5 separate regions of the Homo sapiens genome follow, and regions 1, 2, 3 and 5 are each linked to region 4. A link is a loop called in an ENCODE intact Hi-C map of the cell type or tissue named here. Cell type or tissue: PC-9. All regions are shown on one strand. Links, peaks and the distances in the headings refer to the core of each region. The heading gives the core; the rest is flanking DNA.

Region 1 (6,441 bases), core at 699-5,698, 110 kb before region 4:
AATCGAACTATTCCATGTCATGTAGAAAACTAGGCCTCAGAGGGGTCAGGTGGCTTCTCGCAGCCATGCCACTGGGGTCAGACCAAGATTCACAGCCAGGCTGCCTGATTCCAAAATCCAAGTTCTTTTCAGTGAAGATATCTTATTCCTTTCAACAAGCCACACTAACTGGAAAACAGAACTTCATTCTTTTCACAAATGCTTGTGGAGCACCTCCCGTGTGGATTTGTCAGTGAAAAAAAGAGGAAAATATCCCTGTGGTCATAGCGTTTATATTCTAACAAAACACAATGAATGATGAATGTAATAAATGATCAAATTAAATGGTATATTCAAGGGTAATAAGGACAAAGGGGACTAGGGTAAGGGGATAGGGTCACAGTATTCAAAGTAGGGTGGTCACACAGGGTGGGCCTGTGAGAAACCCTCAGGAGGCACAGAAGATGAGCTCAATGAATATTTGTTGCATTGAATTCGTGCTCATCTCTTTCCTTCTGAAGATGGGGAAGCAGCAGTCCAGAGGAGGCTGGGGATCATCCCAGGCACCACAGCAACCAGGCAGGAGATTCTGATGAAAATCCAGGCTGCATACTCCTCTGCAGTGTGGCATGACTGTCTGTTCTCCAGAAGGAGAGACACACCTTGCAGGTTCTTCCTCACTGAGCCTCCTATGACCTGTATGCTCTCAAAACAGCTGGCTACACAGCCCAGTCCTTCCCCATTCTCAGCTTGCCCCACCCAAGCTGGTCTTCCCACCATGCCTTGCCTAAGCCCGGAAAATCCGAGAGCTCCTTGTGGGCTGTCCTCGTCGGTCTCCTTCTAAGATTCTCACTTCTCTTTTCATTTAAAAATCAGTGTTGAGCACCTCCCCGCTTATGCTCAGCACTATGTGAGTGAAACAACCACATTCCCTGCCTCCATGCAGCCTCTGTGCCCCAGAGAGGTCAGTGACAAACACATGATCAGACAAGCAAATGTGTGATTACAAACTGAGGGCTGTGCTTTGGAAGCAAATATAAAAAGCTATGAAGACGTCTAAAGGGGATCTGAGGGGGAAGGCTCTCTGAGGAACAGACATTTGAACCCAGATCCAAAGAGCAAGTAGGAGTTAACCAGGTGAAGGAAGCAGGAGAGGCAGAAGGCAAAAGGCAGGTATCTCTATAGTCCTATGGCTGTCACGCTGTGCACAGAGAAAGCCAGAGGCATAGGTGCAAAAGATGCATTGTGGAAGATGAGGTTTCAGGAGTCAGTAGGAACCCAGCCACGCAGATCTTCCTGGTCCAGAATAAAAATTTTGCTTTTTTTCTTCAGTTCAATGGAAAGCAACTGAGAAGTTTTCAGCAGGAGAGCATTGTGATCACATCTGTTTTTTTAAGCCATCTTTTTTGTTGCATTTGGATTTTGGCTGGGAGGTGCAAAGTGGGAAGAGACCTTTGAGGAGGCTACTGTAGGAATCCAGGTGAAAGGTGATAGAGCCTGGCTAAGTGTGGTGTCGTGGAGACAGAGCTATGGTTCTAAGAGATATTTAGAAAGTAAAATTCATGGGGCTTAGGGTCCCAGAGAGCTCTCTATGTCCCCACCCTTGTTCCTGAGCAGCCCTCAACTCCTATAGTGGATTTTTCCTGGATGTGGGCATCAGTTTTAATTAAGGCAGGCTAGTTAGGGATATGGGAGACTGGATTCAGGGGCCCATTAACTCCTGGAGCACTAGGTTAGGGTGGGGAAGGAATCAGGAAGCCTCCCTCAAGGTGACTGCAGCTAGAAATGAAGACCAGTGGTAAGGCCAAGGGGAGGCTTGTGGATGGACACAAGGGATGACAGTGTGGGGAGCAGAGGTGAGGATGGAGGTAGACCCTTGCCTTGAAGGCTTGGCGTCCTGGAGCCCAGCTGAGAGTTGCCAAGGGTTTTCAGCCCCAGATGGCATCATCAACATTGCTCTTTAGAAAGCCTGCTTCCTCACTAGAGATGCATGTGCCCCTGGCCACCTGTGCCCCCCAGCCTCAATGGGGTACCAGGGGTGCCCTGCATGTGCCTGCTGCCCAGGTTTGGGCTGGCAGGACATATAAGCAACCAGCAGAGGGCTCACTCCCCTCATCCTCCTCCCTCCCTAGGGAACTCCCAGAGGAATTACAATCTCTGTAAAGGAAGTAGAAAAAGGCTTTCTTGAGAATTGTTTCAATCCCACCAGGATGTAACATGGATTTCAACATTTTACAGGAAAATAAAACCACACACATGCAGTCAAAATAAGCAGCTCCGACTGGGCGCAGTACCTCACGCCTGTAATCCCAGCACTTTGGGAGGCTGGGGTGGGCGGATCATTTGAGGTCAGGAGTTCGAGACCAGTCTGGCCAACATGGTGAAACCCCATCTCTACTAAAAATACAAAAATTAGCTGGGCATGGTGGCGCATGCCTGTAATCCCAGCTACTCAGGAGGGTGAGGCAGGAGAATCGCTTGAACCCAAGAGGCAGAGGTTGCAGTGAGCCGAGATAGCACCACTGCACTCCAACCTGGGCAACAGAACGAGACTCTGTCAAGAAAAAAAAAAAAAAAAACAGCTCCCACATTTGCCTAGCACATTTGCCCAGCACATTTGCAATTACAGGTTAAGAAATTGTTTCTCAGAGTAGTGAAATGACTTCCCCCAAGTTCACTCAGCCTCCAAGTGTCAAAGCTGGGTTCTCTGACTCCTTGAGTCACAATGCCTTAAGGAACATCCTTCTGCACAATTATTCTTTCATTCACTCTTCCAATTAGGACACTTGGAGCACCTGCCATTTACTGGTTCCCTCATAACACTTTACAGTTTGCAAAGCCAACGTGTTTATAACAATTTCTTTACAGTCACCATCTTTTTAGTGAGAGCTGAGCTCAAATCCCATGTTTTCCAATTACTGGATCATCTTGGTCTAATTGCTTAATTCTTCTGAGCATCCATCAAAATGATCATGAAGTGTACCTACCCTGATGAGAATCTGTGATAGTTTAAAAGAGAAAACCGACAGCATCTTGCCTGGAGAAAATGCTGTCAACACAGGTTTGTCTCACTAAAAATTGAAAGGCAAACTAAACATTTGGGTAAAAATCCTCAAGTCAACCAGCAGATGGCAGCCTCCACCTGGCTTCGGGAGGGCACTAACCAGGCACTCCTGGTAGATGTGTTGAAGTGGATGGGGCTGATGTCTACCGGACTTCTTAGGCTCATAGACATCTTTAGGTAAACAACTTTGCCTTCATGCTAATCCTTCTCTCAATAAGAGGCTAGAACCCTTCCCAGAAGTGGGAAGGAACTTGGCAGGCCTCCTTTTATGTTCTTGACTCCCCATCTGCTACACAAAAACGAGCACCCTCACCCTACCACCTCACTGATCACCTCTTGCAGGTGTACACTGGGGTGGGGGGACAGGAACATGAGACACAGGGAGTTTCTGGCCTTTGTCCAGTCTCCATTCAGGTTTGGCAAGGACCACCAACCGTTGTCTAACATGTTTAATGCCTCCATTGTATCCATGTCCCATCACTCATTCACCTGATTTGACAGCACCGTATTGTTGGTTGTGAAGGCCCAACATGCACATTTTTTGTTGTTCTGTGCTTGTCCCTTTGGCTTGTTTCTGGCCCCTTAGCAAGAAGGCTTTGATCCTCCTGCCCTGACACTTAACTCACTAGCACAGGGTGAGGCACATCTAAAAATGTGGACTTGTTCCTGTTGCTGTTGCTGTTGCTGTTGTTTTCCTTTACATCTCTGAAGCCTGGTTTAGGTGATGATCCCTGTGGATTATTCTAAGCAGCTTGGGCAATGTTGAGAATAAAGTCAAGGGCCTTGTGTCCCCAGCACTTGCCTCCTAGAGCCAGTCTATGACCCCAAAGAGCTGTAGAGCGGTCCTGTAGGAACACTGAGCTGTGGTCTACTACTCCACTGCTGAACCCCTCCAATGCCGGCCTTACGGCTCAGAGGAAAGTAGCCTGAGACATCACAGTAGCCTTCAAGGCCTATATTCCCTGACCTCAACCCCCCTCTCATGATACTCTAGACACGCTGCCTCCCTGCTGTTTCAAACCCAGCAAGCGCACTCCCACAGCAAACCCTTCTCCTGGAATGCTCTTTCCTCTAACACATGCATGGCTCACTCATTTCTTTCAGCCATCTCCAATGTTATCTTCTCAGCGAGACCATCCTCATCATCCTACATAAACACACACACATCACACCTATATGTGCAAGATCACACATGCACACACAAACAACCCTCCCCATTCCCAGTACTCATAGTGCATTTTCCACCTGACACAGTACTGGCTTACCTATGTATGTGCATGCTTTCTAGGAGTCAAGCTCCATGACAGCAGGCACTTTGTATGTTTCCCCCTGCCGTGGCCCTAGCACCCAGAACAGAGCCTGTTCTATTATTTCTCAATCATTACGTGTTGACTGAATATATGACCTAAGAGGAGAATGCAGCCATCTGTAGCCTCACTTATTGTCTATTCAATTTGTTGAGTGCCAACTATATTCCCAGATCATCATTTTAAAGCTGACACAAACTCAGAAAGGAAGTGATTTTCCTGAAGCCACCAGGTAATCATTGTAGATTTGAATTCAGTTCTCACTCACCCCACACCATGACCTCAACAGATAGGAACCTAAGAATGTAATTTAAAGAAACAGCAAAGGAATTGTTCTACTAAGAACTAACAGAGGCAGCCTCTCCTAAGGAAGGACGAGTTAATGGGCAGAGATTGTTTGACAATTGAGAGATCCAGCAGGATATTTAGAGAAAAAAAAAAACCATAAATATCGGTCATTTCAAAAACAGAACCTGTTATATTTCCAACCAGAATAACTTCTCCAGAGACTTCATACGTGGTCTCTTGGAGAGCATTCTCTCAATTTAGGACAGAGGTCCTTACACTGAGAATCACCATTTCTCATGGATCAGTGGGAAAGGGGGCAAAATTAATTGACCTTTCAAGCCTTTGATTTACCATCTTTAACTAAAATAGATTACTCAGATGATGGGGGCAGAGAGCAAGGGGGAATTTCCCAGGTATGGTAGGAGCGTAGCTACACTGGATTCACTTGATTATGCTCTCAACAGCTTCTCCAATAAAGGCCTCTGTTTCCCAGTGTAAAATGAAGCTTTGCTTATCCCCAGAGGCATCGGCTTTTCATGTATTTTTCTGCCACCAGGGCTTTCTGAGTAGCCAGCAAAGAACAAGGCAGAGCAGATCTTCTGGGTGTGAAAGTGGTTTGGGAAAGAGACACAGTAGACCCAGCTCAGCAGGAGCTGAGGATCACTCTCCACCTGGACACCCTTCAGGTGAGCATCAGAGTCAGATTTGAAAATGTGTCTCCACCAAAAAGCCACATTCAAAGGTATCAAAGAGCCTTCAGCTCAGTGCTCATCTTTCTTTTGCAAGTCTCGGTTAGCTCCAGAGCAGGCTGCGGTGTTCAGCACTCCATCTCCAATGCTGCATCCCCAATGCATAGCACTTGAACATAGTAGTTGCACAATTAAGATCTCTATATTAAGAAATAAATTTATAATAGCTGCCTGGAGGTTATTGGAAAGGATTCAGAGGTCACGACCAGGCTACCAGGAAAGAAGTTTCCATTCAATTAATAGATGTGTCTTACTAATATATTTATCATCCTTAGAATGAAGCATATTTAGACCACCAGGATAGTGAGACAACCAGAAACTCCACCTCTTTAGAAAAAAAATGGAATAATAAGCAGGGACATAGTCTCTGTCTTAAAATCTCTGCACATCTGTCATGGAGAGGAGAGAACAGACATACTCTATTGTGTGACAGAGAAGAACTAGAATCTGATGATGAAATCTGTAAGGGAACAAACTGCACTCCAATAAGAAAAGAACTTTGAATAACCAAAGCCATCCAAAGAACAAACAAGCTGTTATAGAAGTGATACTGGAAGATATTGGAAGAACTCTAGGTCTTGGGGGTGGTTCAGACATTCAATAAAGTGGTATTGTAATATTCCCTCCAGCCCTAAAGTGTGCTTACCTCTTGTCGAGTTAGTTGTTGCATGAAAGCTGTCAAAAAACGTTTCTATTCCAGGTTTTCAGTCTCCAGCCTGAGTTTCAAATGCCACAAAAGGAAGGACAATCATGAAAGAGTCAAGACATCACAAAACACAGATGTTATTCTTAAGAAGATGACTCCTGGGGGAGACAGAAAGGAGAATAAACACAGAAGTGCTGACTGTTCCCCTGCACAGGCAGAGTCCTTCCCTCAGGGAACATGCTGGTAAGGATCCATAATTGCAAGTTGACAAAACCCTAAGCCTTCTAAAAATTCCAGGTTTAATTAGTTTCTCCAAAGCAAGCTCCTTACTGGAAAAGAAATCTGCAGCCTCGGCCATGTTACATTGCAGGAGAATATCACTGCCTCCTGGATCAGGATAATTTCTGC
Region 2 (5,000 bases), core at 1-5,000, 420 kb after region 4:
GTGGTTTTATTGAGCATCTACCATGTGAATGGTGTAGTTTAACCCCCGCTTTAAACTTTACATATCTCATTTGCTTATTTACTAATACATTTATAATTAAGATTCTTACTTAAGTCAAAAGTAATGGAGTGAGTTAACCTGAAAAGCACTTCATTAAAAAGGTAGAGGAATCAGAAGTGATCTTGGAAAGTGTGTGTGTGTGTGTGTGTGCACGCGTGTGTGCGTGTGTGTGTGTACGTGTGTGTGCGTGTGTGTGTGTGTGTATGTGTGTGTGGTGCCTTTGATAGGAACAGTATTTATATTGAAATTGAATTCTGAGCCCCCTAGCAACCAAGGCAAAAGGAGAAATTAATGGATTATTTCCATTCTACTAGAGAAATCATTGGTAACTTCAGGAGAGGTAAATTTCCTTATTGGTGTTCAATTCCAAGAAGAAAGCATCCTTTCATTTCTTCACTGTCTCTTTATGTGGAATCTCTTACCATCTCCTATGTTTTCTATTTATTGATACATCTCTGATCAAGCCACAACAATTTCTTGCCTTCCTGGTCAACTGAGAAGAGTGTAGATAATAAAATAATCATTTGCATAAGTAAGTATGTTGAGATATGTACTTTCAGGGACAGAGCATCACGTGCAAAGGCCTGAAGTGGAGAAGAGCTTGGAGTACTTGATCCTATAAGACAGCTCAGGTGGCAGGGCAGGAGATGAGGCTGGCCAGGCATCAGGACCAGGCGCACAGGCCCAAGATGCACTGTGGGGAGTTTTATAGCAGAAGCAATGGGGAGAGTTTGGGGCAGGGAAGGGTCAGAGTCCACGTATGTTTTATAAGGATTCTCTGGTTGCTCTGCAGTGACTGGGCTGAGAGAGGAGGCTGGGAAGCTGTTGCAGTTAGTGGTCCCTGTAAGAGGTAATTAACACAGATGAAAATGGTACAGATGGAAGGAGCTTGGAAGACAGAGTGCTAATTAGGGTTTTACTTTCTCATGACATTAAAATAAGCTACTGGGGCAGAGTCCGCATCACCAATTTCTGTCCTCCCTCAAAGCAGGGCTAAATGGGAAGGGACTTTCCAGTCCATGTGGCTGGACACAGCACCTGCTCGGGGTTCAAGACCCTAAGGGACTTTCTTTTGTTTACATCCTGTGAGGCCCATGTCCTTTTTAAAAACCCTCCCCTGTCTGTCTTGGGCCAAGGTGTAGGATTGGCCTGGTGTTTAAGGGGGTGTGAATCCCCTTAAACTGCTGGTGAGAGGGCAATGGAGAGAAGCGAGGAGAGAGGTATAAAAGCCCTGCCTTTTATCTTCTGTGACCGTGCATAGACACTTCACCACCTAGAATCGCTTTCCTCATCTGTGCAGTGGGAAGAATAAAATGTGGCATCATCGCTGTAATTTTGCTGTTACTAATGCTACCCACTATTTGCCAAGCACCTCCTGTGCGCCCTGCCCAGTGCAAGATGCTTTATGCACATTTTCTCATTGGCCCTCATTCAGTTTACATGACAGCTCCATGAGCATAGGCGTTATGGCCCCTTTTAATAGGTGGGAACACTGAGGCCAGAGAAGTTAAGTAACTTGTCTGAAGTCTCATAGCTAGGAAGGGGTTGAACACTGTTTGAGAATGGCTTTCTAGCAACTGTACCTTCCACTGGAAAACACTTTTGAGGGAGTTCGCACCCTAAGACACCACCAGGTTACCGTTTTCATTTTGGTGCTTTGCAGTGCTTTAGGGCCCAAGATTTAGCCCCCAGATGATTGGAAGATAGAGCCAAGATCTGCCTAAACTGGGAGCTTTTTGGAAACTGTGGAAGAAAGCACGAAGGAGTGTGGATCTCTCCACCAGAGTGAGCACTCCCTTGGGAGAAGGACATTGCGAGGCCTCCACCCAGCCCTGTCCACATTGTCAGGGGAATTCAGGTCCTCTGTAGGCCCAGATGGCATAGTGCTTCCCCCTGCAGGTAGATACAGGAACTACAAAAGGGATAAGGCATGCCCCAGGGGACACTGGCAAGGAAATGTGATTGTCTGTGAATAAAGACTCACTGCCTATGGCTTCAGGAATTCCATTTTTCTCTAGTTTAGGGAATTAGATGCATGAATGCCCCAAGATGGCACATACAAGGATGTTCATCGCAGGTGATGGTGCTAGCAAAAAATGAGAAACACCCTAAATGTCCATTGATAGGAGAATGAGAATTCGGTAGTGGTGAGTCCCTTCCAGGGAATGGGATGGAGTATTGGAAGAGATGAGCTTTATGTCATTGAACTGGTAAGAAAAGATCTTCAAAATACATTTTTAGTGGAAAAAAAGATGGAGCAGAAAATGTTCAGTTGTGAGTTGATTTATGTAATCAGATGATAAGCTTGTATATGTATATATACGTGTTTATAAAGTACAAGAGCAAGTCAGGAAGGGCAGACATCAACACATATCAGTCGTTACCATGGGTGGTGGGTTGAGACTTCCACTCTGGGTTCTGGGTACTGAGTTCTCTACAGTACCCAGAATTTCTTGTTAGACAAAAAAAAAAAAAAAATTTTTTTTTGGTATCTCTTACCTAGGTTCCAGGTGCTAAACCTTTTATATATATATTGACTAATTTAATAATCAGAACTACCCTGTGAGATAATACCTCTGTTATCTCTTTCACTCTCGCTCTCTTTTTTTTTTTTGGTATCTCTTACCTAGGTTCCAGGTGCTAAACACTATATATATTATATATATATATATATATATATATATATATATATATATATATATATATACACACACACACACACACAACACACACACACACTCTACACACACACACACACTCTACACACACACACACACACACTAATTTAATCATCAGAACTACCCTGTGAGATAATACCTATGTTATTTCTCTCTTTTTTTTTTTTTTTTTTTGCCTGGGAAGCTGGGGCACAGATTGGGTAAGTAACTTGCCCAAGGTTACTGTTGGCAGGTGGCAGAGCTAGGATGGAATTCCCACAGCCTACCTCCAGGGCTGTGGCTCTTAACCACACTTTCTTCACTTGTCTCTCCAAATTCCATGTGTATCTAATGTGTCTATGCTCACATTAAAGTGGAGAAGTGTGGACTGCCTGACTACTGATCTGAAAGAGCACTGCTCTGTGTCCTAATTTGAACAGATTCCTGAGGCTGTCTGGCATATAGAAAACTCATTGAATATCTTGTTCAACGATGAATGAATGGATGGTTGGCTAAACGAGTGAAAAGGAGCAGGGAGAGGTTCTAAAGGAAACAGAACATGTAATGTGCCTCAAGGAACTTGTCTTGTAGTCTTAAAGACAAGATCACGAATGTGACTCAGAGCCTGTGGTATAGACGGCAGCACAATCACAGAAGTGTGCTGGATGCTCTTGGAGGACAGAGTCAGCCACAATCTGGGAAGCTTTTCTGGAGGTCGTGGGAAAGGAGCTGAGTGTTGAAGGCAGCGCAGATACGAGGAAATGTGGATTAAAGAAGGATGTTTCTTAAAAAGAAGAAAGTTGGGGGACACGTGTTTGTGTCCATATAGATTCGAGGTTTAGAGAATTTCTGGGACCTCTGTTTGGGAGAAGGAACTGGCAGCCTCAGGAAGGGAATTAGCATGCATTTAGTACCTACCATGTGCTAGGTACTGTATACGCAGTTTACAGTTTCTTAAATCTTTTCAACAGTTGCTTTTAATTTTATTATTATTTTGAGACAGAATCTTGCGATGTTGCCCCAGCTGGAGTGCAGTGGCTCGATCATAGCTCACCGTAGTCTCGATCTTTTGGGCTCAAGCAAACCTCCCAACTCAGCCTCCTGAGTAGCTAGGACTGCAGGTGCACACCATTATGCCTGGATAATTTTAAATTTTAAAAAAAAAATTTTTTTTGTGGCGTCTCACCATGTTGTCCAGGCTACTCTTGAACTCCTGGCCTCAAGTAATCCTCCTGCCTCTGTCCCCCAAAGTGCTGGGGTTGCAGGCCTGAGCTGCTGTGCCCAGGCAACAATTGATATTTATATACTTATTTATTTAGAGACGGAGTCTCGCTCTGTAGCTCAGGCTGTAGTGCAGTGGTGCAATCTTGGCTCATGGTAACCTCCGCCTCCTGGGGTCAAGCAATTCTTCTGCCTCAGCCTCCTGAGTAGCTGGGATTACAGCCACCCGCCACCATGCCTGGCTAATTTTTTGTATTTTTAGTAGAGACGTGGTTTCACCATGTTGGCCAGGCTGGCCTTGAACTCCTGACTTCAGGTGATCCACCCGCCTCGGCCTCCCAAAGTGCTGGGATTGCAGGCCTGAGCCACTGCGCCTGACCAGCAATTGCTTTTTAAATATAGAAACAGGCACAGAGAGTTTAGGCAATTGGCTCAGTGTCACACAGCAAGTCATCTACAGAGCCAACACCATTGTCCGGTGTGTCTGAACACACAAAGCCCCAGCTAGGCAAGGTGCGGCTGCGAAGAGCAGGCATGCATAATTTTTTCCTCCCTTCTGGGTCACTAAGATGGGTCTTAGACCAGTTCTCCTTCCTGTTGTTGAGTCTCTGTTTCCGAAAAGAGAAAACCTTGCCCTTTGAGGTCTGCACCCTGAAATAAGCTGGGTGACTCATCATTACGTGTCCTTGCTTGAGACTTTTTTGGAATACCTCTGTTGCACGTGCTCCTCAGCACAGTGATCTGATAGTCTTGTGACCTTGAGGTCCACCCCATGCTTGCCTTTGGTGTATGGTTTTGAACACAGAAGCATGTGTGCGTCTGCCATGTTAACACATCCCATTAGCCCCCTACACTGTGACCCTCTCCAGTCTATTTCTCACTCCTCTGCTAAGCAGAGAATCATGTCAGCCTGGTCTATGATTTTGGGGTTTCAGAGTTGGCTCCAAAGAGCTGAGTGAGGCAAATTTGCCTCCTGAGAGCATTAATCCAAGTAGCAAGTTATTAAGTTTGAAGACATACACATATAATTTACATTTCCATAATCATAACGTGCTGCCAGAA
Region 3 (6,441 bases), core at 748-5,747, 190 kb after region 4:
AAGCAAGCAAACCTGTGTGAGCAGATTGTGACTGACAGGGCAGTGAGCAGGGGAAACAGAACAACAGCCATCGCAGGGAGGCAGGTGTGGACAGGCTCCCCAGGAGGAGCCAGCACACAGAGCAGGGAGAAGGCGGCTCCAGGGGAGGAAACAGCAGGACAAAAACCTGGAGGCTGAAAAGAACTGAGCACACTGGGGTGATTAACAGGAGGCTTCCAAGGAGGCACTGGCATGGGAGGAAAGAAACCCATCAAGGCAGAGGGTGAGTGTCTGTCTTTTCCCTGCTGGAAACCGGGCATCTGGCGCGGTGTATGAAGGAAGGGAGGGATGGGGGACCGAGAAGATCTTCTTGGGAGCCCTGAGATCTGGATTCCAGTCCAACCCTTTTCATTTGCATCATGACCTCAAGCTAATCCAAGCAGACACTCGCTGCAGATTCAATCGTTAACAAGAGGGTCACACTCCTGCCCTCAGCAAACTTACATTCTAATGGGAGGAGGAGGGGAAAGAACAAGGAGAGAATCTTCTAGTTACCAAAATCCACCCACAAAAGGAAGAGATGAGCCATCTAAGTGGACCAGGAGAATGCGCGAGTGTAGAGCCTGGTTTCCAAAACCCCATGGGGGACAATCAAAAGTCATTGGATTAGATTCTGTTAGAAAAGATAATAAACCAACTAGACTAGATCTGGTGTCCGGGAAAGGGAAGGACAAGGAGATGTTGCTGAGCCAAGATTGCCCAGAAGTGTCTCCATCTCCTGACCTCTTGGTACAGTGAGCCCCTCCACGGACGTGAGTGGCCTCCTCGCCCAGCCTGGCATGGGAACCTGATGCCCTCGTCCTCCTAAATGGCCTTAGGAGGGACTCTGCCATTTGCATCTTCTGTGTTTCCTGGATGAGGAAACAGAGGAACAATGAGATTAAGCAGCTTGTCCCTGTTCACATGGCCGGCAAGTGTCAGAGCTGAGACGCAGGCTGGCTCCACCAGGTGTGTCCTCCTGACCACTGTGCCTTGAAAGAAGGAAACTCACTCTCATCACTCCAATTCCAGGGTCACCAAGCAACCCTGTGACAAGTTGGCTACAGGGAGCAAAACATCCTCCCAAAGCCCTGGAGCATTCCAGATCACATGGGGGTACATTCCTCACTGGAAATGGATCCCTTGGCATCAGGTTTATAAATATAGATGCCATGTCTCTGAGTTGCTTGGTGTGATGCCAAGTCCTGGAGCCAGACAGAACTGGGTTCATGTTCTACCTCTAGTCCCTGTAAGCTGTGTTGCCCTGGGCAAGTCAGGGAAGCTCCCTGAACCGCCATGTCCCCATCCATACAGTAAGGTGATGACAGCTCCCACCCACAGACTCTTTGACATCACTGAGCATGTGCTTGGCACAGAGGCAGGACCCAGTCAAGTGCAGCTGTGTTGCTCTCATTCTCAGTGGGCTGGTTCTGAACTCACAGAGCTGGGGGCCGCCAGCCCTTACCATGGCAACAACCCGAACCCTGGCAGCCTCACCAGGGTAATTGCCACTTTGTGGGCACCAGTCTGATTGTCAGCAGGTCATTCTCAGACAACCTCATGGGGCCCATTCCTCTCTCTCTCCTGCCTTGGGCTCCCCTAGGGATCAGAAGCCCATTACCATAATGGCTGTGAGAACCTAATGAGATCAGATATATCATTTGCTAGGGCTGCCATAAAAAAGTACCACAGACTGAGTGGCTTAAACAGAAATGCATTTCCCCACAGTTCTGGAGGCTAGAAGTTCCAGATCAAGGTATCAGTAGAGTTGGTTTCTTCCATGGCCTCTCTCCTTGGCTTATAGATGATCACCTTCTCTTCATGTCTGCACATGGTCTCCCCTCAGTATGTGTCTGTGTCCAGATTTCCTTTTAAGGACCCTAGTCACATTGGATTAGGACCCATCGTGGTGACTTTAACTTGATTACCTCTCTAAAGACTCTATCTCCAAATATAGTCACATTCTGAAATACTGGACAGTAGGACTTCAGCAGATGAATTTGCATCATTATATGCATCAACGCAGGGATCAAGTATATAATGCATCAGACACAGTGCTTGGCATATGGTAAGCACTCAATAAATAGTGCCAAACATGAGGGTGATGACGGAGATGATGACTCTCCAGGCTGGAAGCCACTTCAACAAGATGACAAGCCACGGCTCAATACCCATCAGGAAGTCCCTCTGGGTTAATGGGAAGCCCTGGGATTTGGGAGGCCATGCACCTAGTGAAGTCATGCATACACTGGCTTTGGAGTCAGATCCACATGGGTTCAGAGCCTCAGGGCAGCACTCACCCACTGGAGATCCTAAGCAAATCATCCCACTTAGCTGAGCCTCAACTTTCCTCACGTATTGAGAGAGCCAATGTCAAGGGCCTAGCAGTGAGAGGTGCCCAGGGAATTCCTCTGTCTGTGAGCAGGATAACCAGATTTGAGTCCCAGTTTGGCCACCTTCTAGCGCTGACCTTGGGCAAGTCACTCTCAGTCCCTTCAGCTCTTGATGCGGAACAATAATCCCGCCTCATGGAGTTGTCGTAGGGTGGAAATGAGTCAAGGTATGTGAAAGTGCTTTGTAAACTGCAAAGCGCTCTGCACAGGTCAGCTGTTGCCCTCCTTTGAGGATGCAACCCTGCAGAGGTCTTCGTGAGAGGGCGCTCACACCCACACACCCGATTCCAAGAAAAACACAAGAGGTGGGGCCCCTGTGGTTTCATGACTCACAGAGGCCACTCCTGCAGGTGCTTTTTGACTATGCGACCAGGTTTGCTAACCACTCCCTAAGGCTGCAACTCACACCCCCTCTTCCCTGGTCCAGAAAGGAGGCATGGCAGACCAAAGATGACTTGGAAATTTATTAGAAGGCAGGGGGAGTGGGGTGTCAAGGATGTAAACAAGGAAGTCAGGAGGGCCATGAATTTTCTGGTTGGGGAGAGTGGAGAGGACACCATCTTTGATGAAAGGAAACCCAGGTAGAAAACTTCAGGAGGTGGCTGGAAATGCCAGATAGGAGTCAGGAGAGAAGTAATGAAGATATTACCTACAGTGAGGCTAGAACTGAAGATGTGAAAGCCAGAGTATAGAAAAGAGAAGAAAGAGGGAAGAGTGGGAACAGGAAAGGGGAGAAGGAAGGGCATGGTGTAAGGGGCAAAACCTTGAAGAATGCCAACATCTAGGATTTTAGGGAGAAAAAGGAGACAGAGGATTAGACAGGTAAAGCAGTCTGAGATAAGGGGAAGAGCAGGTCTATCAGGATTGAGAGATGTATTTTTCAGCTCAGGCTGTCATAACAAAATACCATGGGCTGGGTGACCTAAACAACAGACATTTATTTTCTCACAGCTCTGCAAACTAGAAGTCTGAGGCCAGGGTTTCAGCATGGTCGGGTCCTGATGAGGGCTCCCTTCCTGGCTTGCAGATGGCCACCTTCTTGCTGTGTCTTCATATGGTGCGAGGAGAGAGAGAGAAGAGAGAAAGAAGAGAGAGAGAAGAGGAGATAAAGAGAGAGAGAGAGAAGAGAGAGAGGAAAGAGAGAGAGAGAGAGAGAAAGCTCTCTAGTATCTCTTAAGCACCCTAAAATCCTTTTGGATCAGGGCTCTGCCCTTATGACGTCATTTAGCCTTAATTACTTCTGTAAAGGGCTTGTCTCCAAATACAGTCACCTTGGGGGTTAGGGTTACAACTTTTGAATTGGGGAGGGACACAACTCAGTCCACAGCAGGAGGGCAGAGGTAGGATGAAGATGGGAAAATGGTAGCCCAGGAAGCACACCTGCCCTAGAACACACACTGCCAGAACAGCACCTATTGGTAGCAAGAGCCTCTGCCAGCACTGGAGGAACTTTAAGCGCTTCCCCTATCTGTGTCTCTATTTCGCTGGTACACAATGTAGGAGTAGTGCTGTTCTCAAATATCCCCAGGATACAACCAAGCTCTCTTCCAAGGGCAAATGTCCCAGGGGCTCAAAAAAAGAGCCAGATGGTCTTTCAAACAAGCCCATTCAAGGCTAAAAGAAGGGAGGGGAGGTAATGCTAAGTTTAGAGACTCTAAATCCTCCCTTGGGAGTGAGTGAGCCTGTCTCAGGCAGCCCAGGAGCAAGAGAAGAAGACACCTCCTGTCACTCTGAGCTGTAAGAGAAGAGAGAGGGGGCTGCATGCCTCACCCACCCAAGTCCACCTCACTCCTAAATACAAACTTGTGTAGTGTTTAACTCTAGATGTAATTATGAGAGCCACTACCTTCTTGAAAAAGTTTTGGTCATCAAAGCAAAGGCTGACTTCCATTTCTTTCCATGTTTAATTAGGGAAAGGCTGTTTCCATGATGTGAGTCTGTGAGTCTCACCCACTGAGTCAGATTGTCATCCATCCTGCAGAGTTTGACTGGAGCCCACAACACCCCTGCCGGGCCATAAAAGGGTTCCCAGCAACAAGAACAATGGAGAGGGGAGGGCTGAGGCTGGGACAGCATAAAGAGTAGGAGGAGCCAAGAGGAGGACCTCTAGTTGGGACTAGAGTCGGGTAGGGTGGGAGAAGCCTGGGTGGGTGGGGGGGCTCCACGGAGGAGGTGCTATCTGAGATAAACTGAAAGAGGAAGAGGAGTTCACCTGGGGAGCATTTAGGAAGTAGGACAGTGTTCCAATCAAAAGTACAGAAGGGGCTAGGTGTGATGAGCACATGTCTATAGTCCAAGCCACACAGGAAGCCAAGGAGGAAGGATTGCTTGAACCCAGAAGGTCAAGGCTACAGTGAGCCATGATCATGCCACTGCACTCAGCCTGGGCAACAGAGCAAGACCCTGTTTCAGAAAACAAAACGAAAGTGCAGAAGGGAGATAAAAGCTGTTTCAGGTTGAGGGGGTCTATGGTAAAGAGTGGGCTCTTTCCAGAGGGCAATAGGGAGCAACTGGAAAGTTTGAGCAGGAGAGTGGCTTGATGCAACTTGTTTTGTTTGCTCCTTTATGTGTTTGGACGGGGTGGGAATTGGACAGAAAATACACTCATGGTGCCATTCATCTACTTTTGTGCGTGCCTCCCTCCCCTTCTCTTTTCCCATTTTGATTTACTTTTTGTTTGAGGTAAAAGAGTTTTACTGTTCAGTTTCAGCAAGCCTCCAAGACACACATAAAATGAAATTACAATAGTTGTTTTGCAGAATAGAACAAAGAGCAAAAATTACCTATCTCATTTTAAAGCTATTATAACCTTGATGCTTAAACCTGACAGGGATGGCATCATAAAATAAAATGTGAGACAAATTTCAATGTGGCCGTAGCTTATTTTTATCTTATACAAAATGCTAGCAATTTGAATTCAGCAATGCATAAAATACCTCATGATAGTAGTACCACAAGAATATTTCAATATAAGATACCTGTTCTGAGCTGAATTATGTCCCCCCAGAATTCATATGTTGAGGTTCTAACACCCAGTACCTCAGAATATGACTGTATTTGGAGATAGAGTCTTTAAAGTGGTAATTAAGTTAAAGTGAGGTTATTAGGGTGGGCCCTAATCTGACTGGTGTCCTTGTAAGAAGAGGAAATTTGGGCAGAGGCATAGATATCTGCAGAGGAAACACCGTGTGAGGACACAGGGAGAAGACAATCATCTACAAGCCAAAGAGAGAGGCCTCAGAAGAAACCAATCCTGCTGACACCTTGATCTTCAGACGTCCAGCCACCAGAACCATGAGAAAATAAATGTCTGTTCTTTAAGCCACTCAGTCTGTGGAACTTTGGTAGGGCAGCCCCAGCAAAGTACTAGAGTAAAAGACCAAAGTAGAAAACCTATATAAACATATCAGTAAATGCAGAGAAAGCAGTGGCTACAATTCAATTCTTTTTAAGGCTTTCAATGAAGGATAACATACCTACAAAAAAAGTCTACAAATCCTCACTGTACAGTGAATTTTCACCAGCTAAACACACCTGTGTAATGAGCACTTGGATCAAGAAACAGAACGCAAGAAGCATCCCAGAGCCCTCCCCATGTCCTCTTCAACACCAGTCGGGCTGTGTGGGCTGAATTGTGTCCTTGTAAAGTTCATTTGTTGAATCCCTAATCATCAAAGTGACTGTATTTGGAGACAGAGCCTCTAAAGAGGGTAATTAATGTTAAAGTTATAAAGTGGGGTCCTGATCCAAAAGGACTGGTGTCCTTATAAGAAAAAGAAGACAGCAGCAAGCCACAAGAGAAAATGCCATGTGAGGACACAGGGAGAAGGTGGCCATCTACCTACAAGCCAAGGACAGAGGTCTCAGGAGAAACCAACCCTGCTGACACTTTGATCTTGGAATTCCAGCCTCCAGAACCATGAGAAAATAAATGTCTGGTTTAAGACACCCAGCCTATGGTATCTTGTGATGGCAGCCCAAGCAGACTAATGAATGCTTCTCTCCTGCTTTAATTAATTTTTATTACACA
Region 4 (6,201 bases), core at 1,202-6,201:
TACATTTAGGTTGATTGTTTTAATTCTCACTTAATGGATGTGGCAGCTGAGGCTCAGTAAGGGGAAATGACAGATCCAGAGCTAAAAGCTATGACCAGAATTCAGGTGCTCTTTTTGCGATGCATCGTGTCTTCCTTGTTCTTATATCAAAGGTGCTGTACATCTGGAAGGTACCTGGCACTCAAACCACATACCATCTGGCCGGGATGGTTGGCTTGGTCTGTTTTGCCATGGTAGAGCCGCCTTGAGCATATTTGCATCTTTATGTGCCCATGACTTGTAACTTGGCAGTGTTCAGCACATGGGCCTGAAGTCATCTGCTGGCATTCTCCCACAAGATGGAACCCAGGAGCTCATTAGTGCTTGTTTTCCCAGCACCTCCAGCTGTCTTGTCAGTTTTCAGTTCCAGTGTCTGTAGTGGCTGCAAACCCACTTCTTCCTGCATTTAACCCTTCCTATTCCACAGGAATACTGAAAGTCAGAGAAGAGCCCTGGATTAGAAGTCAGAAGCCCTGTGTTCTGAACCCAGCTCCACCATTTACCTACTGTGGAGTCTTGGGCCAGACCCTAGTCTCTCTGGGTAGTCTCGCCACTCCTAAAACTAGGATCTCTGTTAGCATGGCATTTAGTGACCCTTTCTGTCTAATATTGTGAAATCTCAAGGTGAGAGCTAGTCTTAAGGTTTCCATAATCTTGACCTTCTAGAATATGCTCCTTTCACCACCTCGAGCAACCTCTCTTTCTATCTCTCTCCTCTGTGTGAAACTGGCCAGGAGGGTTTTGTTGGCACATCTTTCTCTTCAGCCTCTCAAACAAAACCACAGAAAGTCCCATGATCCTTCTAGAAGAGGCTAAAGCTTGGAAAGATGATTTACAAAGCTGATGCATCTGAAAGCTTTGGTCCTCAGGGAAGTTCAGGCAGTGCTAGGGTTGTCTGAAAGATAGACTGCCCTACAGAAAGAGTAAGGAGCCCTGGTCTCTGGTCCTGTCTCTCTCACTAACTCTCTGGATGACCTAGGATCAGCCTGCCATAGGGGCAACATTGAGGAGCACATGGGTTATGTGTTCACCAAGCCTGAACCAGGCCATCTCAGGGAACTTTCATTTCTCCAAACTATGCAAATCCTTACAGAACCAGACTATTCATAACTTAGATTGTCCTCAGAGCTAAAATATTCTGTTCTACTACTGCAGGTGTCTGAAAACCTGAATGTGTGAAGACACAGTCTCCTACCTTGGGTAATGCAACATGCCCATAAAGATAGACAGGTGCAGCTGGGACCGACTCCCCATCCCAAACCTTCCCACCCCCACCACCAGCAGGTCTGATAGGGGATGGCTGAGTCTATACAGCCTGCTGAAATAAGCTAGGTAGGCCCTTTAAGACAGATCATCAAATCCACACTGCTCTTCATCTATTATGTTGGTGCAGAAGTAATTGCAGTTTTTGTTATTGCTTTTAATGCCAAAACCACAATTACTTTTGCACAAACCTAATAGGGACACTAGAGCCCAGAGAGGAGAAATCCCAGGATTCTAACTCCCAGGTCATCAACTCAGCCGTGACTTGCAGACAGTTCTCACTTCCCCCACTCTGATGCTCTGTTCTTCAAACTAAACCTCTCCAGGCATCACTTTTTGCTCCCTCTGCTCCCAGCCTTCAGAATTCCAGGGACATTGCAGAATTTCAGCTGCATGTAATGCCACTATTTATAAGTCACGTTTTTCTGTCTTCCTAACCAAAAAAGAAAGTTATATCATAGACTCACAGGGTGATGAGAAGACTCAGGCCACACGGCTGATGACCCATGAAATGTTCATCTAGCTCTTGATAAGAGCCTCATGACCTCCAAAGCAGCCCACCTCTTTTTTGAGCAGCACTGACTGGTCAACTCTGTGAGCTGCCAGCACTGTGACTCACAGTGTGACATAGGTGTTTTTAGTGTACGTCTTTCCATTGCTGCATCTGAGAAATGGGGATTAGAGCAGTGTTAGCTCTTAGCTGAGGGCTTCATCTCCTTCCTCTTCCACTTGGAGGTTTAGTGCTTGGGCCCCACGGTGTGCCGACAGCCTCATCAAGCATTAAAGGACAGAGGCTGTGCCCTTCTCTGGGGTCTTCTCCAAGTTTAACAGCCCATTCCCTCAATAGCTCCTCTAGTGTCCTGCTTTTAGCCCCTTTCTGAACCAGCTCTGGCAACATCATTCCTAAAAGGGCTGCCTGTGTTTTTCCCTTTAGCTAGAAACCATCTAAATGATTTTTAAAGAAAAACTAAAATATACCATGCCATTTGACTTCAGGAAATGCAAATGTTTCAAAATAAGGTGTTTTTTTTTTCCATCCTCGGGTTTCTCAGAATTACAACTGAGGTCAACCCAAAGGGGAAAAAACAACAAAAGAACCAGAACGTGTGAGAGGCAAGCCTGGGCTTGCACTTCTCCAGCCACCTGTTTACAGAGGCTCACCTGCCATAAGGGGTAAGGAGAACAGTGTAAGAGGGCTTTCGGCCAATGAGCAGAGCCTGTTCTTGATGTTTTGTGCTGGCCTCAGCCCAAGGCATGAATCTTATCTTCCCATCTAATCTAGCCTGACCTGCAATGCCAGTGGGAGAATGAGGCCCTGTGTTATTCTAGCCCTCAGGCAAAAGGCAAGCCAAGCGTCCTGATTCACCTCACTGTTGTCCTAAGTACTTACTCTGTATCCACAGAGGGAAACAAGAAAGATGAACTAGGTGATTCAATTCAACAAATATTTACAGAGCATCTGCTAGACTGGGCAGTGGGGGTTTATAAACAGGAGTCTCTGCCCTGAGGGTTCACTGTCTGATAGAATGGGCAAATAGGCAAAGGAAGTATCCTGGAGGAGCTGACTGCTAGGCTGTGTTTCAAACAAGGAAAAACTTGCCTGGTGAAGGAGGCAGTCCAGGTAGAGAGCCCAGCAAGTGCCAAGGTGTAATGATAAATCAACATTCCTAAATGGTATGTTTAGGGGGACTGCAAAGCCCCAAACTCCCGGACAGCAGTCAGGAATCCATTCGGGCAGCGGTCAGGCAGCCTGAGTTTGGATCTCTACTCCACCCCTGACTACCTGTGTGAATGTGAACAAGTCAGTTAACCTTTAAAAGGGTCCATTTCCTTATGTACAAGATAGACTTAATTATGGTACCTCTCTTATCGTGTTATTGTGAGAATTAAATGAAATAATGCATGTAGCATACTTAGCAGAGTACCTGGAAAATGGCTATCACTCAACATGTATTAGTTATGACCATTCATATTATTATCACTGTTCCTCCTCGTTATTATTACTATTGGAACATAAAGGGAAAGGGGAGGAGGGAAGGTGAGGGGTGAGACCAGAGAGTTCAGTAGGAGTCAGAACAATGGGGACCATGAAAGCCATGCTGAGGAGCTTGGGCCTGATCCTGCAGGCGAAAGGAGTCAGAAAGGGCTTCCATGCAAACAGACAGCCAGGTCTGTCTCCCTGGCTTGATGTTCTGCAGCTTAGAGTAGGAGGCTACGCCAGGAGGACTCTCTAACCATAGTCACAGTCCATTAGGAGCATAAGCAGCCATTAGTGTTGGGGTTCTGACTACAAACCCCAAGAGTGTGGGCTGTGGGCTGCAACAGGCAGGACCAGAGCACTGATCAGAGGATGCATGAGGATGAAACCAAGGGGATGACAGCTGACCCACTGGCTCTCACCACCAAGAGAGCTTTGGACCAGAAGCTCTATGTGGATGCAGCAGATAAGGAGGAAAACTGCCCCTGCTTCTGCCCGGAGTGCCTCTCGCAGTGAGCTTGTTCAGACAGCAGAGGGAACTCTTCATTTAACTTTCAACCACTCCAAAGCCCCCATGAAGCTATGAGGATGGCCAGGAGGGACTTTCTCAGGGCTGGGCAGAGACTGCAATGGGAAAGGTTGTGAGCCCAGCAGGTACTACTCGGCAATGCAGTGAGCAAATATCCCAGGGTGTGGCTGCTCCATTGAATGGGCCGTTGGCTGCCTACCGTCTGATGGATGGACTACATGGTCATCTCTGGTGACATCTTTGAGAAGATGTCCATGTCAGGTCAAAGATTGTCCAGTTTTACACATGGGGAAACCAAGGATCAAAGAAGAGATTAGCTCTGAATAAGTTGAATTCAAGTGTCATTGCAGGAAATGTATAACTTGAATCTTTGCATACAAAATATTAAGTAGTTACTGTAATAAAAAAAAGCTAAGCCACCATCACTAGTGAATATATGAAAAATATTTTTATTTCTTAAATACCATAATAACATAATATTATGTTTGCCTCTGCCAAGGAAGCTCCAAATAGCAGGACTTCTGTTAAGATTTCTTTAACCCTGTGTCCTCTTAAAATTGAACACCAAGATGTTTTTATCTTCGTTGTCTAGCAAAATAGCCTAGAACAGGAAACCTGGCCTCTGGAATTAGCCATGGGCAATTCCAGCATTTACACAAACTTGTCTGAACTTAGGCGATGGTATTGACCACCTCTAGGCATCAAAGTTAACCCTGCAGGATTAGTCTGAGAACTAGATTAGCTGATATATTACCCAGCTGTAAAAGTACCCAGACTAGTTTCTGGTGTGTGGTAGATAAGTTGACAGTATTTACTATCAGTATTATCATTCTCACTACCACTGCCTGGCAAGGCACCACGAAACAATGTATTTCACCTGCGTGGCCCCCAGATTTTTTTCCCATCTGTAAAAGGGGCTTAATAATACCCCTCTCACAGAGTTGCTGCAAAGATTAAGGAGATGAAATACGTATAGTGCCAAAAAATGGCCCCTGACACATTATAGGAATGGATGTCATATTTGTTTCCTTCCCTGATTTCCACAGTCTTCCATAAAAGTCCAAGTGGAAGCAATCAATAAAAATAAATTTAAAAAATTAAAATCCTAAAATACCTGATGGCAAAATGAGAAATAAAGAGCTTTTCTCCTTATTCTGAAAATGGAAAACAGAACGGTAATTGTCTCCATCAAAGTGTTGTAGAAAAAGATCAGGTATTTCCAGATCCCAAAACGGCAAAAGACATTTTAATGCATCGTCTCCTTATTTTTAGGAAATTGCTCAGAAGACCTCTTATGTATCCTGAAAAGGGCTCCATTCAAGAAGTCATGGGCCTACCTCCAAGGTCAGTAACCAAGCCCAGGAAACCTAAACATATGAAAACCGCTTCTGTGGCTTTTCAGCAACTTTTAAGCCAGAAGTCATAATTAGAGTCCCATGGCCAAATGTGACCTGCAGATGTGTACTGTTTAGTCTGCAGGAAATTTTTTTGTAATTTGAATTTGAATGTCTTAGCGGGGAGAGCGTCATTCTCCAAAGCTACAAGGCTTCTCTTTCCTCAGTCCCATTCACTCCTTTATGTTGCCTACCTGGCCTCTGTGGGCATTCATGGTCCCCACCACCACTGCCACCACCAGCCCCACCCCTCACCCCTCACCCCTCCTTATTCAGCTACCTACCAATTTCAGCAAAGTACACAGTCCTTTTCCTAATGCAAGGGAGGCAGGCACTTAATCTCTGCCTCTATGAAGTTATTCACAAGGGAACCATAAAATTGCCTTGTCCCCAGATTGACAGCTTAATGAACATGTCAGCACAGGGCCGATTTGCATATTGCAGTGTGCTTCAGGTAAGAGGCCCCTTACAAATGAAGCAATAAGAGGCACTTTAGACTGCAGAGTGAGAAAGAGATGGCCAAGATTCTCTGAATAGCCATCCTGCTCATTTTAAAAATTCAATTTTGCAGTTAGATTAGTTCTCACTCTTCAGTTGAATTGCAACGAGGTTTAAAGGGAAAGCATGGAAGCAATTAAAACTAGCATGCCAGCTTCCTGGCCCTGAAAGTCACCCTTACCAGTCAGTGCTAATTTTCACGTGTTAGGACTTAGAGACTCACCTTCCAACACAAACTTGTCAGCTTAGAGGGTCTGCTAATTCTCTGCTTTTCAATAAATCCCAGATGGCAAGAGCCCCTTAATAAGCACATGGGGGACCTGCACAATTATTTTTGGCTGCCCTTTGAAGGGAAAAAGGCATTCAAAAATTCAGACAATGAACCGTTAGAGGATACATCTTAATGTGAAAATTAATGGCGATTCTCCTGGACATCTTCAAACCTAAATTGGATATTAACTGAATAATATTATTGAATGTCCTACCTTGTACTTTCTGCA
Region 5 (5,000 bases), core at 1-5,000, 500 kb after region 4:
GCATTGGGTTTCTTCTTGTGAATTGGGAAGGGAAGAAAGAAATAGACGTTTTTTGCAAAATAAGGTCCATTTAAACCTTAAACCACCACCTTGGGATTAAAACCATTAGAATTTTAAAAAGGGAGAGACTTTCCCCATCCACTTCTCTCTTGCCATTTTCACACCTTCCTGGGATTCATCAGCAAGTGGTGGAGAGAGGCCTTGGCTTTTGGAGGCATGACTGTGGAGCACAGCGCTCGTGGCCAAACCCAGGAATTCCCAGCCCAGGCTAGAGATGCCCCAGCATCTCTGGCAGTTCAGGGGATGCCTGAAAATGATCAGAAAGTCCCAAAGAAAACTTAACTTCAAAGTGACCAGCAGGCAAATTGACCTTCATTTTAATGGGTAAAGTGAATTTCGATGAAGTGAGGTATGTCAGGGCTCACATGAACCACATGGAGGTGTCCTAAGACTTCCTCAATTTTGGTGTGCTGGAGAACAAACCAGTGTTCCCTTCTCAGCTTCTGTTTGCTCACTTTGCTTTCTCGTCCATTTCTAGAACACTCTGGACCTGGAGGAAACTGGCGAGGCTGTCCAGGGCAATATCAACGCCCTCCCAGATGTGTCCGTGGTAAGGCCCTGGCTGGCCCTTTGGTTCTGCTCTCCCTGGTGTGCTCAGGTCCTGGTGGCTCTCTCCTCTCCATGACAGCCACGGAGAAAGGGCACAGGGTGGCAAAGGAGACAGAGGCCTCTGCCATGAGCTCTCACACCCAGCTACAGGTCTGTGCACAAGCTCACCATTCTAGTATCTCTAGCAGGCACCAGGATCACTTGCCTCTGGTGACTTCAGGCGGGGCCTTCAGGCTGGCTGGCCACAGTATGACCAAGTTTCTTAGCCTCTCTGTGCCTCAGTTTCCCCGTCGGTAAAGTGGGGATGATGATCATAGCATACCTACCCCATAAGTTCGTGGCATGGAGTAAATTAATTAAGTAAAGCCTTTAGGATGGTGACTGGAAGGTTGTTGGAGCTGTGCAGGTGTCCGGTGTTGACCTAGGCAGAGGGGAGTGGTAGTCACAGTGTCCATAGCTGCCCCTCACTGTGCACCTGCTGTGGCGCAGGCACTGTGCTAACAGTATTCACGTGGCTTTTGACATCACCACACCACCTCTGCTGGGTAGATGTGCTTTTCCCCATTGCCCAGAGGTGCACTCAGAGAGGTGTTGTGCCTTGCCTGGGGCCACATAGCACCCCAGCCCATGTATCCATCTCCTCCTGTCCATTCTCTCTCCAGTCCTTTCATACCTCTTGCCTCTAGTACTCAAGATCACCCCCTAAAAAGAAAAGCCAAATAAATGCATTTTTTGTATTTCCATCCTCTTCATCGTGTCTCTAATGAAGTCTTGTTCCCTGTGACAAGCTCTGGCTGATGCCAAGAACTTCAGTTCCCAAAGGTAATGATGCTGTCCCCAGAGACACCCGCCAAGATCCCAACGCTTATCAGCTGCCGAGATGCAGGGGAGAAGTTTTCCACTCAGGTGTTGCATTATTCAGAGCAGTGTGGCCAAGAGCAGTTAGAGTGGGGACAGAATTCCAGCTGGGCCTGGCACCACTCAGCTGCTCGGCCTCCCCTCTTCCAGGCGTGATGGGGTCTGACTCCTTCTCCGCCTGTTGGGTCTTTTGGCAGGATGATGTCAGATCCACCTCCCAGGGGCTGTCAAGCTTCAAGCCACTGCCTCGCCCACCACCTCTGGCCCAAGGCAACGACCTCCCACTAGGCCAGCCAAGGAAGCTGGGGAGAGAGGACCTCCAGCCACCTTCCTCCATGCCTTCCTGCTCGGGCACTGTCTTCTCGGCTCCACAGAACCGCAGCCCGCCAGCGGGCACCGCACCCACCCCAGGGACCTCCTCTGCACAGGACTTGCCCTCTTCCCCCATCTATGCCTCCGTCTCCCCTGCCAACCCCAGCTCCAAGAGGCCGCTGGACGCCCATCTGGCCCTGGTCAACCAACACCCCATCGGCCCCTTCCCACGGGTCCAGTCACCCCCGCACCTGAAAAGCCCCTCTGCAGAGGCCACAGTGGCTGGGGGCTGCCTTCTGCCCCCATCACCCTCTGGCCACCCAGACCAGACAGGCACAAACCAGCACTTTGTCATGGTGGAGGTCCACCGCCCCGACAGCGAGCCAGACGTCAATGAAGTGAGGGCGCTGCCCCAGACGCGCAGTGAGTACAGCAAGGCCAGGCTCTGTGGTCCTTGGGGGTCCCTGTCCTCTTCAGGTCAGTCTACCTGATGACACAGTGAAGGGGGGGACCAGCTACTTGTTGAGGGGGCTCAGGGCCAGAGTGGCGAAGGGAGTTGGAGACCCCAGTTTGAATCCCGGCTCTGCCACTGACTGGCTGTGTGACTGTGGACAAGCTGCCGTCTACACCTTGCTTTCCCCATCATAAAATGGAGATAACAGTGACAGTCCTGCCAGGTTGCTGCGAGCGTCGGGGTGCCTTCTCCAGCTCCCCCTACCCTGGCCACCCTGTGTTCACCAGGAGGACTGAACTCGTGGAGGGCAGGGGTGGCTTCCCTTCCTGTCCGCCATGGCCTGGCCTGGAGTAGATGCTGGAAACTGAAGTGGCAGTCTCTGGACCCCTGGCAGGTCTAGGGTCAGGGTGCAGGAAGAATCTTGGGGAGGCCAGCTGACGCTGTGCCCCGGTTTGCTAGAGGACATGGGCTGTGGGGTAGAGGGAAGGGCAGAGCCTGCCTCCCCACCCTGAAAGCTGTGGAGCTCCCGCCTGTGAGTGAGTTGGGAGCATTTTGTTGGATTCTGCTGCCATCTTGCGGCTACAGTGATACATAGGCCCCGTAGGACATTCCCTGAGCGCCTGCACAGACCAAGATGCAAAATGCAGGGCTCTGGCGCTCGCAGCCTAGTGAGGGGAGGCAGCTGAGGGAGAGCAGGCAGACGTGGTGAGAAGACCCAGGGCTGTCACAGATGGATCACTGCTGTCTCTAGAGCTGGCACTGAGCTGGACATGCAGGGATAATAAGAGCTAACAGCCGTACTAACAATAAGCACTTTGTGCCAGTGTTCAAAGGGCCTTGCCTATAGTATTAACTCATTTAATCCTCCCAGTAGCCCTATGAGGTTGGTACTATTATTATCTCCATTTTACAAATGAACAAACTGAGACATACAAAGTAGTAATTTCTGGCTAGGTGCAGTGGCTCATGCCTGTAATCCAAGCACTTTGGGAGGCGGAGACGGGCAGGTCATTTGAGGTCAGGATTTCGACCTCAGGAGCCTGGGCAACTTGCTGAAAGCCCCATTTCTACTAAAGATACGATAATTAGCCAGGTGTGGTGGGCACCTGTAGTCCCAGCTACTCAGAAGGCTGAGGTGGGAGGACCACTTGAACCCAGGAGGCAGAGGTTGCAGTGAGCCAAGATTGCACCACTGCACTCCAGCCTAGATGACAGAGTGAGAATCTGTCTCAAAAAAAAAAAAAAAAAAAAAAGAGAGAGAGAGAGAAAGTAGTAATTTCTAGCTTACCAAGAGAAAAAGAGAAATTCCACCACACCTGGTCTGAACCTCTGCATGGCCCCTGCCTGAGCTGAGTGGTGGGCACATGCCCTCCAGCCCACCAGTCAACCCACGCTGCTTCACTATGTGTATAACAGCCGGGCCCCTGAGTTTGAAACCCTAGGTTAAGAACCCACACCCTGGAGCCAGGCAGTCTAGCACAAGTCTATTCCCTGGACTGCTCCATTCTATACATCAGATCTGTGAGTTTTTACAATCACCCCAGTGGTTAGGCACCATCATTTCTGTATTAGAAGGAGAACATAGGAGGCTTAGAGAGGCTCTGTTACTTGCCCAGGCTTGCACAGCTGGTCAGTGGGAATTCAAACCTGACCTGCCAGACTCCAGAGTGTGTGTTCTTAAGTTAGGGTCTCAAACTCAGGGGCCAGGCTGTTACACACATAGTGAAGTTGACTGGTGGCTGGAGGGCATGTGCCCACCACTCGGCTCAGGCAGGGGCCATGCAGGGGTTCAGGCTAGGTGTGGTGGAATTTCTCTTTTATTCTTGGGAAACTAGAAATTACTTATATGAAATCTTCTAATTTGAATGTGTTGGTTCATCATTAAAAATTGGTAGCATTATGTGAGTTTTAAAACAAAGAAAACACCCACATCTGTGGGCTAGGTTTGCCTCCTGACCTCTGTTTTATCATTATGCCAGTGGCTGGGAACTGGGAGATCCAGGCAGATGTCCTGGAAGTCACAGCCTTCAAGACCAGGTCTGGTTGAAAGGACAGGTCTTGAGTAGGTGGAGAGGGTGGCAGGGAGTGGACCTGCCCTCTGGCCCCACGATCTCTTCATTCCTTCCCCCATCTTTGCCTGGGGAATTCCCCCAGCCTTCCAGCCTCCATCTCCGTCACTGCCTCCAGGCAGCCCTCCCTGACCCCAGCTATATAAGCTGCTTCTCTCTTCCTTTTCCCCTCTCCAGCAGCCTCTACGCTCTCCCAGCTCTCGGACAGCGGGCAGACTCTAAGCGAGGACAGTGGTGTGGATGCTGGCGAGGCAGAGGCCAGCGCCCCAGGCCGAGGAAGGCAGTCGGTGTCCACCAAGAGCAGGAGTAGCAAGGAGCTGCCTCGGAACGAGAGGCCCACAGATGGGGCCAACAAACCGGTGAGCCAGGAGGAGGAGGATGCAGAGGGCTGAGAGGAACACGGGCCCCAGGCACAGAATGGGAGGTCCCGGGACCAGGGCTCAGCTTGGCAAGTGACCACAAAGGGAGGTAGTGAGCTCCCTATAACTGGAGGGATTTGGACGTCCTGGAGGAGCACTGGATTAGGAATCTGGAGGCCCAGTTTCAGCTCTGCCTTTGCACTGACACTAGGGGCTGAGGCTGAGATTGGTCTTGGGAATCTTTAAGCTCCTCTCAGTTTTGACATGGCCAGGTGGCTGAGACAGTCTTCGGAGTCAGGCTTCGATTCAAGTCCTGATGCCACCACCAGACAGCCTTAG

The links. Peaks named below come from ENCODE experiments on the same cell type or tissue, not always from the same donor. Only the 100,000 strongest peaks of a DNase experiment are listed, where the experiment ranks them.
Region 1: it touches region 4 in a loop (6-fold over the local background); 65 of 110 quality-filtered maps call a loop at or near these places.
Region 2: a loop joins it to region 4, with 3.0 times the contacts of the local background. A loop is called at or near these places in 2 of 110 quality-filtered maps.
Region 3: it touches region 4 in a loop (6-fold over the local background); 4 of 110 quality-filtered maps call a loop at or near these places.
Region 5: it touches region 4 in a loop (6-fold over the local background); 41 of 110 quality-filtered maps call a loop at or near these places.

What each region holds. Positions count from the first base shown.
Region 1 is chr9:115,010,859-115,017,299 of GRCh38, reverse strand. No RefSeq gene overlaps it. Among named protein-coding and RNA genes, the nearest start is that of TNFSF8, 83 kb to the right of the region's middle. RefSeq lists an enhancer at 3,020-3,209. In PC-9, for the core only: CTCF peaks have their summits at 2,035 (motif pointing right), 2,908 and 3,107 (motif pointing right); a DNase peak (open chromatin) is centred at 3,139; H3K27me3 peaks cover 450 bases.
Region 2 is chr9:114,484,727-114,489,726 of GRCh38, reverse strand. The region is part of intron 1 of WHRN (whirlin); the gene reads left to right. Among named protein-coding and RNA genes, the nearest start is that of WHRN, 18 kb to the left of the region's middle. RefSeq lists an enhancer at 975-1,034. In PC-9, for the core only: CTCF peaks have their summits at 1,754 and 1,957 (motif pointing left); DNase peaks (open chromatin) are centred at 1,966 and 4,606.
Region 3 is chr9:114,715,263-114,721,703 of GRCh38, reverse strand. No RefSeq gene overlaps it. Among named protein-coding and RNA genes, the nearest start is that of TEX48, 36 kb to the right of the region's middle. RefSeq lists enhancers at 2,681-2,800, 2,168-3,367. In PC-9, for the core only: a CTCF peak has its summit at 2,682; DNase peaks (open chromatin) are centred at 2,193 and 2,673; H3K27ac peaks cover 1,279 bases.
Region 4 is chr9:114,904,780-114,910,980 of GRCh38, reverse strand. TNFSF8 (TNF superfamily member 8) reads left to right here. Exons shown (of 4, transcript NM_001244.4): 3 at 5,082-5,153. Among named protein-coding and RNA genes, the nearest start is that of TNFSF8, 23 kb to the left of the region's middle. RefSeq lists enhancers at 2,391-3,012, 3,013-3,635. In PC-9, for the core only: CTCF peaks have their summits at 3,624 and 3,823 (motif pointing right); DNase peaks (open chromatin) are centred at 1,898 and 2,680; H3K27ac peaks cover 950 bases; H3K27me3 peaks cover 229 bases.
Region 5 is chr9:114,403,557-114,408,556 of GRCh38, reverse strand. WHRN (whirlin) reads left to right here. Exons shown (of 12, transcript NM_015404.4): 8 at 539-610; 9 at 1,665-2,202; 10 at 4,480-4,661. Among named protein-coding and RNA genes, the nearest start is that of AKNA, 18 kb to the right of the region's middle. RefSeq lists enhancers at 2,630-2,739, 2,599-3,100, 3,080-3,129. In PC-9, for the core only: CTCF peaks have their summits at 2,615 and 2,815 (motif pointing left); a DNase peak (open chromatin) is centred at 2,796.